2 separate regions of the Homo sapiens genome follow, and region 1 is linked to region 2. Evidence: chromatin contacts called from ENCODE Hi-C or POLR2A ChIA-PET data. All regions are on one chromosome and are shown on one strand. Each heading gives the region's core, a stretch centred on a gene start or an enhancer-like site at or near the end of the contact. The rest is flanking DNA. Distances are from core to core; before and after follow the strand shown. Region 1 overlaps RAB8B (RAB8B, member RAS oncogene family). Region 2 holds the start of USP3-AS1 (USP3 antisense RNA 1).

What was found. A loop is a pair of places that touch in the nucleus more often than their neighbours do. ChIA-PET counts read pairs that join two places held with the same protein, here RNA polymerase II (POLR2A). Pooled maps may share reads with other maps.
Region 1: a pooled map shows a loop between it and region 2 (2.8-fold over the local background). The contact joins the enhancer-like site here to the promoter of USP3-AS1 in region 2. A Hi-C loop is called at or near these places in 1 of 50 pooled maps. POLR2A ChIA-PET finds 5 or more read pairs at or near these places in 2 of 52 experiments (Panc1 and naive thymus-derived CD4-positive, alpha-beta T cell).

The regions. Positions count from the first base shown.
Region 1 is chr15:63,231,166-63,235,010 of GRCh38, reverse strand. The region is part of intron 1 of RAB8B (RAB8B, member RAS oncogene family); the gene reads right to left. Among named protein-coding and RNA genes, the nearest start is that of RAB8B, 43 kb to the right of the region's middle. Within about 2 kb of position 2,435, at least 6 of the 41 ENCODE cell types and tissues checked have a DNase peak (open chromatin) inside an H3K27ac peak, as active enhancers do.
Region 2 is chr15:63,599,504-63,603,649 of GRCh38, reverse strand. USP3-AS1 (USP3 antisense RNA 1) reads left to right here and starts at 2,823. Exons shown (of 3, transcript NR_034080.1): 1 at 2,823-3,061. It overlaps FBXL22 (F-box and leucine rich repeat protein 22), which reads right to left. Exons shown (of 2, transcript NM_001367807.1): 2 at 2,409-2,953. The coding sequence ends at 2,611. RefSeq lists silencers at 2,082-2,211, 2,632-2,921 and enhancers at 1,909-2,726, 2,989-3,706.

The DNA.
Region 1 (3,845 bases), core at 1,186-3,685, 370 kb after region 2:
GTGGGGTGGCAAGGAATGCTAGCTACTCTGATTTCAAGCAGGGGGTTTGGGGACTTTTCTTCTCCACCTCGAGGAAAAGGAGTTTTGACTTGGACCAAGGACAAGTGAAGAATACACATTTGGGTCACTGTTGGGAGTGGCACTCTGGCAGGAAGAACAAAGGAGTTCTGATTTTCCATTCAATGGGAGAAGGCGGACAGCCACTGCCCCACCCTTGGGGTGGGAGGTTTGGGCCAGGAGGCTCTTTCCTGCACCTCTGAGGAGAAGGCAGGGTGGTATTTGAGGTTTCTGCATTGTCCAGCGCAACCCACAGGGCATCAGAGCTCGCAGATACCTCACCACGTGGCACCAGTGAGGGGTAAGGAGCAAGCTCTTACCCAGAGTACTGCTTACCAGATATTTCTCAGCAACCAGTGATGTCGCTGGAGGCAGCTGAGGGGAAGGGCTTGGCCAGCAAAACAGAAAGAAGGAAACTTTCAACCTGGCCCAAGTCCATAGTTAACAGATCTAACAGGGAAAAGGAACTTGGAATGAGCAGTACTGGGCCACTTTTCATTCCACAAATTAGATATAATTGAACATGGTAAAGGGACAGATTGACAAGACTCTTTTACACTAAAGTTAAATTAGTCAGTCAACAGATATTAATAACATAATCTTTTCTGTTTCAAGAGAATAGGGAGGTTGCCCCTGCGTTTGTGAATGGGTGAAAGGATACCATTGCTGGAGTGTGGGAAAGAGTAGTTTTCTTGGCCTTCGGAACTCTCTCTCTAGGGCCAACTAGTTCTCCTGACCTTCAGCATAAGCTGTGACTTGATGCATTTTGGCCGGTGGGTGCTGCAGCTTAGAACACACACAGCTCTCCTGCTTTGAGTACTATCTTGGGTCTCCTGGGGAAGTCTGCTGCCTGGTCCAGAAAAATCAGGGGTAGAAAAACATCAGGGACCTTCAACTAAGGTTTTCTATACCTCGTTCCCACTGAATTTCTTTTAAAAGACTAATTTGGCTGCAGTCATGAGAACCTTGAAAAAAAATTCAGACTTCTGGGTCATTCAGCCTTTCAATGAATCATAACAATGCAAGATTTCAATGCTGGGTTTACTCACAGCACTGCACATTTTTCTACAAAGGTTATCTATCCCCTTTGACCCACTTTAAGAAGCAGAAGTTAAATACTGTGCTTTTACAGTTAAAAAGGAAAAAAAAACAGGACTTTGTTTCAAAAGTACATTTGGAAACACGTGATCCCAGGCTATCTGAATATGGGTTATGTGGTTTGTATATTTACATTTCAGAGATCTTCCAGAAATAGAAAAATAGTTTCCCAAATATTGAAGTCTACTTTAAAGAAATGCTACATTCACCTCCTTAAGATTTTGATTAACAATAAAGATACAGTTCTTGCCAGTTTTGAAACTTTCTTTGACAATCAAATTTTGCTTATGCTTTTTTTGGTTTGAATTTAGATTAATGAAATTTTAGAGTAGCTGATTTTAGGATAATTAGTTGAAATCTCTAATTAGAAAAATGGACTACTGAAATAAAAAATGAGTCATAAACTGAAGCTTTAAAATATTTTTTTCTCAAAATAAAGGACTTGGAGAAAATGTAAAGGTAGAAATAAATCAAGAATGTTACTTAGATTGAGACTGGGAACAGTGGCTAATGCCTGTAATCCCAGCATTTAGGGAGGCTGAGGTGGGAGGATCACTTGAGGCCAGGAGTTGGAGACCAGCCTGGGCAACATGATGAGACCCCACCTCTAAAAAAAAAAAAATTAAAAATTAGCTGGATGTGGTGGCACGTGCCTGTGGTCCTAGCTACCTGGGAGGCTGAAGTGAGCGGATAGCTTGAGGCCAGGAGTTAAAGGCTGCAGTGAGCTATGATCATTGCGCCACCACTCCCCAGCCCTGGCATGCCATGAGACTATTCTCAACAAAAAAGAAAAAAAAAAAGAATGCTACTTAGATTGAAAAAAAAGAGGTCAAGGCATTGTTCTTTCATAAATATACGTCGCATAAGTTATAAAGCTATTTTCACCAAGTATAAGTTATTTTGCTGGATATATTTATAACTATTTAAATTTTTGTTTATTTATATTAAAATTGTTTTCTTGTTTGAAAATTAGGAAGTCTAAAGTTTAGGAGGAAAAACACAATAAAAGTAAGTTTAGAAAACATTTAACAACAGTGTGAAATGATCACTGGCAGCCAAATACGTTTATTTTAGCTTTGTTCAACCCAACAGAGGAAAACGGGGCATTTTTTAAGGGGGACAAATGGTCAGCAAATATAACTTGCCCTTAAAAAAAAACCTGATAAACTAAGAAGATGGACTAGAATTTTCTGACGTGTTTGGTTCTTCCATCCTATGAATAGGAAGTGGCAAATTAAATGGCATTTATATATGTCAACAGTGACACACATTACCACTTCCTGCTAAAAAAGCTGAACGGCTTTACACTGTTTCAGAATTTTCTATTTGTTACTAAATTAAATTCAATTCTTGGCATTCTTCATATGACAGCTGTACCCATAAGATCTAATCATACCAACAAAATATAACAAACTCATAAACTAATTTCAGAAATTAGGAAGAATTTACTAATTTCTCTTTGAGCCATAAACATGCATTATAGATATACAAATAGTACAATTAAGAATAGTTTTAAACAATGTCTCTATTTGAGTCTCGAAGGGCTTTAATTTGTAAGGTTAAAATATAATGATCTAATTAACCCTTAATATATCTCTGGGAAATAAATGAGCAAAATAAATAACTATATATCAAATGATAACTACTAAAATATAACTATGTGTTGAATCATAAATAAAAGGTTTCTAAATGCTAGAACTACCAAAAGTCAAGAAAGACAAAAATAGCAAATAAAGTGTAATAATACAGCTACAACTCAGGTAAAGTATGCAGAAACAATTAGGAAACACTGAGAATTTTAAATCTGATTAAGGAGCCAGCAGAGATTATCCAGCATTCAGCTCACCATTTAAGCCAGGCCAAAAGACTTCATGACAAGTCTCTTTTGCAAATCTTGCACTTTGAAAAGGAAATGTGTTTCAAGTGTTACTCAATCTAGAAGTAGCAATAAGCTCGAAGATGTCAAAATGTGGATTTTAGAGATTCTCAGTGAACAGATGTTGTACCTTCAATAAAGTCTCTTTTCATAAAGGGGCTAACTGGTGAACTAACCTTTCTTAAAGAATGAAAGTTCAGAATGCCTCTGAGCTTCCATTTCTTTCCCCACTATTAATTCATCATTATCTCAAGAACCAAACTGCTCCAAAACAAAACCAGTTGCGTCTCTCTTGCTGCATCCATTGTTTCTGATAAAGTGTACCTTTGTAGCAGGAAAACCCCTCGAGTATGAACCTCTATTATTTCCTAAACCTAGAATTTCCTTGTTTGAATTCTGACAACTGAGTCAGATCTGTTTCATTTAAGGGTGAGGTGAATACTCTGAAGACATTCAAAAACTGAAGTTAAAAAAAAAAACAAAAAACACGCAAATCCCTGATTTTAGGTACTAAGGCGCTATTGCTATGGGAAGACCATATTGCCAAATCACTGGAATTATCACTGGAAAAAATTACAACTACATTCCAATGATGTTGCACCAAAAATGCAGTGAAACTGATTATTTGGCTCTTTCCAAGTATTGACCATGTATCGTATTTTCCATTCATTTAGAGGTAAATGAAAGCTAAAAAAATAAACTAATAGAACTAAGTAATAACACTACATAGTACAACTAACTAAAAACAAATGATATCTCTTTTCCCTTTTAGAATGAATTCTTAAAAAGAAAAAATTAAAAAGAATGCTATCCA
Region 2 (4,146 bases), core at 1,574-4,073:
TGTCCACATGTTCTGCCTGGAACAAAATCCAGGGCCGCTGGGACTTCACCTATCATCTGTGCATGGCGCCCTGGTTCCTTCTGGGGGTAGGTTGGGCTGAGGGGGAACCTTCATCTCTCATTTCTTCCTCACATTAATCTGTCCATCCACTGCTACCCCCATCCCTTACCATAACCAAACAAAGCAGGTGCAGATGCTTGAATTAACAAGAACGAAGTCTAGTAATAAAAAGCAAATTTATTACCCAAAACTAGTAAAGGGGGAAGTAGCCAGATTGCTATTTAAAGTAACTGCTTCAATTTTTAGAGGGGAAAGCAATTTTTAGGGTTTTTAAAAGGGAAGACTTGATAAGGAAGGCATGCAAGAAATGGGCTGAGTATGATGTCTGTGTGTTTTGTTCTGGTGGCTATCTTGGGCTTCAGTCCACCTGGACCTCGGATTGACATTATTTTAACAATGGTCAGGTTGTTAATTAGCCATTTTGAAGTAATTTTTGGAGGTTTGCAGCTGGGTCTCCAGGCTTGGTCTGTCTCAAGATTAGCCACTGAAACTTCTAAGACATCACACAATTAAATAGTAGCATACAGTTAGATAAATGAAAAGGGAGCATATCTGGTGAGAAAGGGGAGGGACGTGGAGTCTATTTTAAGGCTAAGGAGAAAGGATTTTGAGTTTCCTCAAGGTTATATCTTGAAACTCAAGAGAATGGGAAAAAAGTTTAAAAGCATGTTGAAGTTAAGCTGCGGGCTGCATTGCTTCTCAGATACCTGCTACTCAGCTTCCCTCCTCATTCACTCTGCTCCAGCCACTCTGATCTCCTTGCACATGAGCCATGCCTGTAGTCCGCGGCCTCTGCACTGACTGTTCCTCTGCCAGGAGTATCTATGCCCCCTGCCTCACTTCATGCCTCAGATGTCATCTTCTCAGTGAGGCTTACATTGGTCAACCCTTTCTCAGAGGCTTCACCCCCCAATCTCTTGCCAGCAATCCCTAATAGCCCTTGTTACAGCCTGCACTTTTTTCCAAATACTTTCTACCATTTTTTTTTTTTTTTTTTTTTTTTTGAGACAAGAGTCTCTCTGTCGCCCAGGCTGGAGTGCAGTGGCACGATCTTGGCTCACTGCAAGCTCCGCCTCCCGGGTTCACGCCATTCTCCTGCCTCAGCCTCCTGAGTAGCTGGGACTACAGGTGCCCGCCACCACGCCCGGCTAATTTTTTGTATTTTTTTTTAGTACAGACGGGGGTTTCACCTTGTTAGCCAGGATGGTCTCGATCTCCTGACCTCGTGAATCGCCCATCTTGGCCTCCTAAAGTGCTGGGATTACAGGCATTGAGCCACCGCACCTGGCCCTTCTACCCTCTTATATACCAGTTACCTGTTGTCTCTTCCCCCACTAGAAGGTAAGCTTCATGAGAACAGAATTTGTCTTTTTCCTTGCCGTTTCCCTATTTGAGCAATGAATTAAGGAACCTGTGAGTAGGGATCAAGCTCCTCTTTCACACAGAAGAAACACCTGGCCTGGGAGGGGTAAAGGGCTTTGTCGCAGCTGGCGCTGGGTGGAGCCGGAGTGTGAACAGCGCCCATCACAGTGCTCCTCGCCTCTTCCACCCACCCAGAATTCTCCCCAGTGACCCAGGACCAGGCGGCTGCCGGGGGGCCGAGAGCCTTCACTAAATGTGACACATCAGTGACTACAGCCCTGAAATTCAAATTGGAAGCCTAGGCTTGTGCTCATGTCCAGCAAATCCAACAGGTGAAAAATCTAGCTTGTCAGCTTATAATGGTTCCATTATCAAAAGCTTAGCCAGGGCTGCTGGTTTTGTTTTTGTTTAGTTTGAGGCTTTTTTTTTCTTCCAAATCATTTCTTTTTCCCTTATGAGAACAGTAGAAAATATGGGTAACTATGCAGTTTATGTAAGCATTCAACAATTGGGAGCGAATTTTCTACAATCGCGAGTGCGGTCACTGCGGGAACGCATCCGCCCCAGGAAAGGTGGGCGGGCAGACGCGCGTGCGGGCAAAACCGCAAGGAGGAGCGGCTCGGTGGCTCCTTCTGCCCGTGCGCCCCTGCTTCCCCTCCTCCTGCTTCACCGAGATCACCACCGGGGCTCCTGGAGGTGGCGGTCCCCAGGACACTCCGGGAGCCGGCGGGGTCTCGCTGGGTCGCTCCGCCCGGAGGCTCCCCAGACCCCTGCGCGCGGCAGCCCTGGCCCCCGTCACCCCCGAGCGCAAGTCGGCGAACTCCGAGTGGTCAGGTCCTCCCCACCGAGGTGATTTCGGTCCAACGGCGATCGGAGTCCCCGAGGACGGTGCAGGCGCCTCCCGCCTCCGTGGGGAGCGCACAGCAGAAAGCCTGGGGCGGAAGCAAGAGGGGAAAGGCGGTGGTGTTGAGTGAGAACCAGCCGAGTGTTTTCCAAATATCCATTTAATCTTGCGTTTATCCTATGTATAAAATCGTAACGTGAGGTAGGCTTTCTTATCCCCACTGTGCAGACGGGGAAAATGAGGCTCAGAATATGCGGTGGTGGTCTGAAGGTGGAAGAGCTGGGTTCGAAGCCAGGACGGTCTGGGGCTGCGCTCCTTCCCCGGGGGCAGCGGCGGGGCGGCGTCTAGCGCTGCAGCAGCTTGCCGAGGGCCGCGGCGGGCGCGCGCGGGCGCGGGGGCTGGTCGGGCAGCATGGCGGCGCTGTGCTCTGCCCGCAGGGCCAGGCGCGGGCACGCGGCGCGCAGGCGGCGCAGGCCGGCCGCGCTCACGTTGCGGCAGAAGTCCACGTGCAATGTCTGCAGCGCGCGCCCGTCCGCCGCCACGGCAGCCAACGTGCGGTTGGTGACGCGCGCGCAGTTCTCCAGGCGCAGTGCGCGCAGGCGTGGGCAGCAGCGCAGCAGGCGCGCCAGGCAGTCGTCGGTAACGTGGCCGCAGCCCGAGAGCGTGACGGACGCCAGGTTGGGGCACCTGTGAGGAGAGTGCGGTGACCCGGGGCTCACTGGCTTGTTAAAGCTACCCAACCGCCCCATGGGACCGAGTGGACTCATTTACCGAGGAGGACTCGGGCCCTGCGAGGTGAAGACACTTGGCTGCGATGACACTGCAGGGTTCCAAGTCGGCTTTCTGGCCGGCCCATTTTCCCTCCTCTTTCTGCCCCTGCACCCCACCGTACCTTCATCTGCGTGGGTTCTTGGCTCGTAGCCTTGGGAGCCCCTAGTGGGAAGCCCCGACCCCGGCCCAGCAGAGTCCTGGGGCGGCTGTGGACAGAGGGAATGCCGGTTCCAGGAGCCACAACCCTTGACTCTTTGTTTCGCTCTGGATGTGCTGCCTTGCAGGGGAGCGGTGCTTGGCGATTGCTCCAGTCTAGCTTCAAGCTGAGGCCCCTGAATGTCCCGGCGGGACGTGAGTGGGAAGAGGGATTTGTTTCCTTGGAGGTGGCCTAGTGACAGGCCCATCCCAACCCTCAAGGCGGTGGGGGCACGCGTTAGCATTGAGTCCGGGTTCAGCTTAGTAGACTAGAGCTGTTCCTGCATCCCCTGGGCCACCAGCCTGGAAAAGGGTAGGGTTCGGAGGCAGCTAGAGGCAAGCCCTGAGCAGGTACAGTCACGGACACCCACCCAGGTCGCTTGGCCAGAAAGCTTGGGGGACCCTCTGCTGCAGCCTCACCAGCCCCTCCCAGCAAAGAAAAGATCTTGAGCCAAGTTAGACTTGGTTTATCGCCGTGTCAGTCACTCACGGAGCCTTCATTTCCTCTGCGTGGGGGGAATAATGTCTACCACTGGGGTTGTGAGGAGCCTGCAACGGGGCCTTCCACAGGCAGTCCTAACCCGCTTTCCCTGGAAACAAACGGGACCAGCCTGCTTCCAGTCCAGAAGGACCGACTAATGGGCCGGGGCCTTGGCTCCCCGCAGCCAGAGGGAGCTAGAGTCTGGGCTGGGGAAGCGTTTCCCTTTCCCTGCCAGCCTCCCCCGCAGCTCCGTGACTGCCCCTGGCTGTGCCAGCTCGGCTCCTTTGTGCCAGGGGAGGGAAGTAAGGAACTTAAATATGTTGGGTGCAGCCAGGTGTCACACCGAGCCCGGGCCTCCTTCAGGTTTGTGTGCCCTCATTAGTCACCCCGTCAACCTCTGCACCCCCAGTTTTGTACATGAAGAAACTGGCTC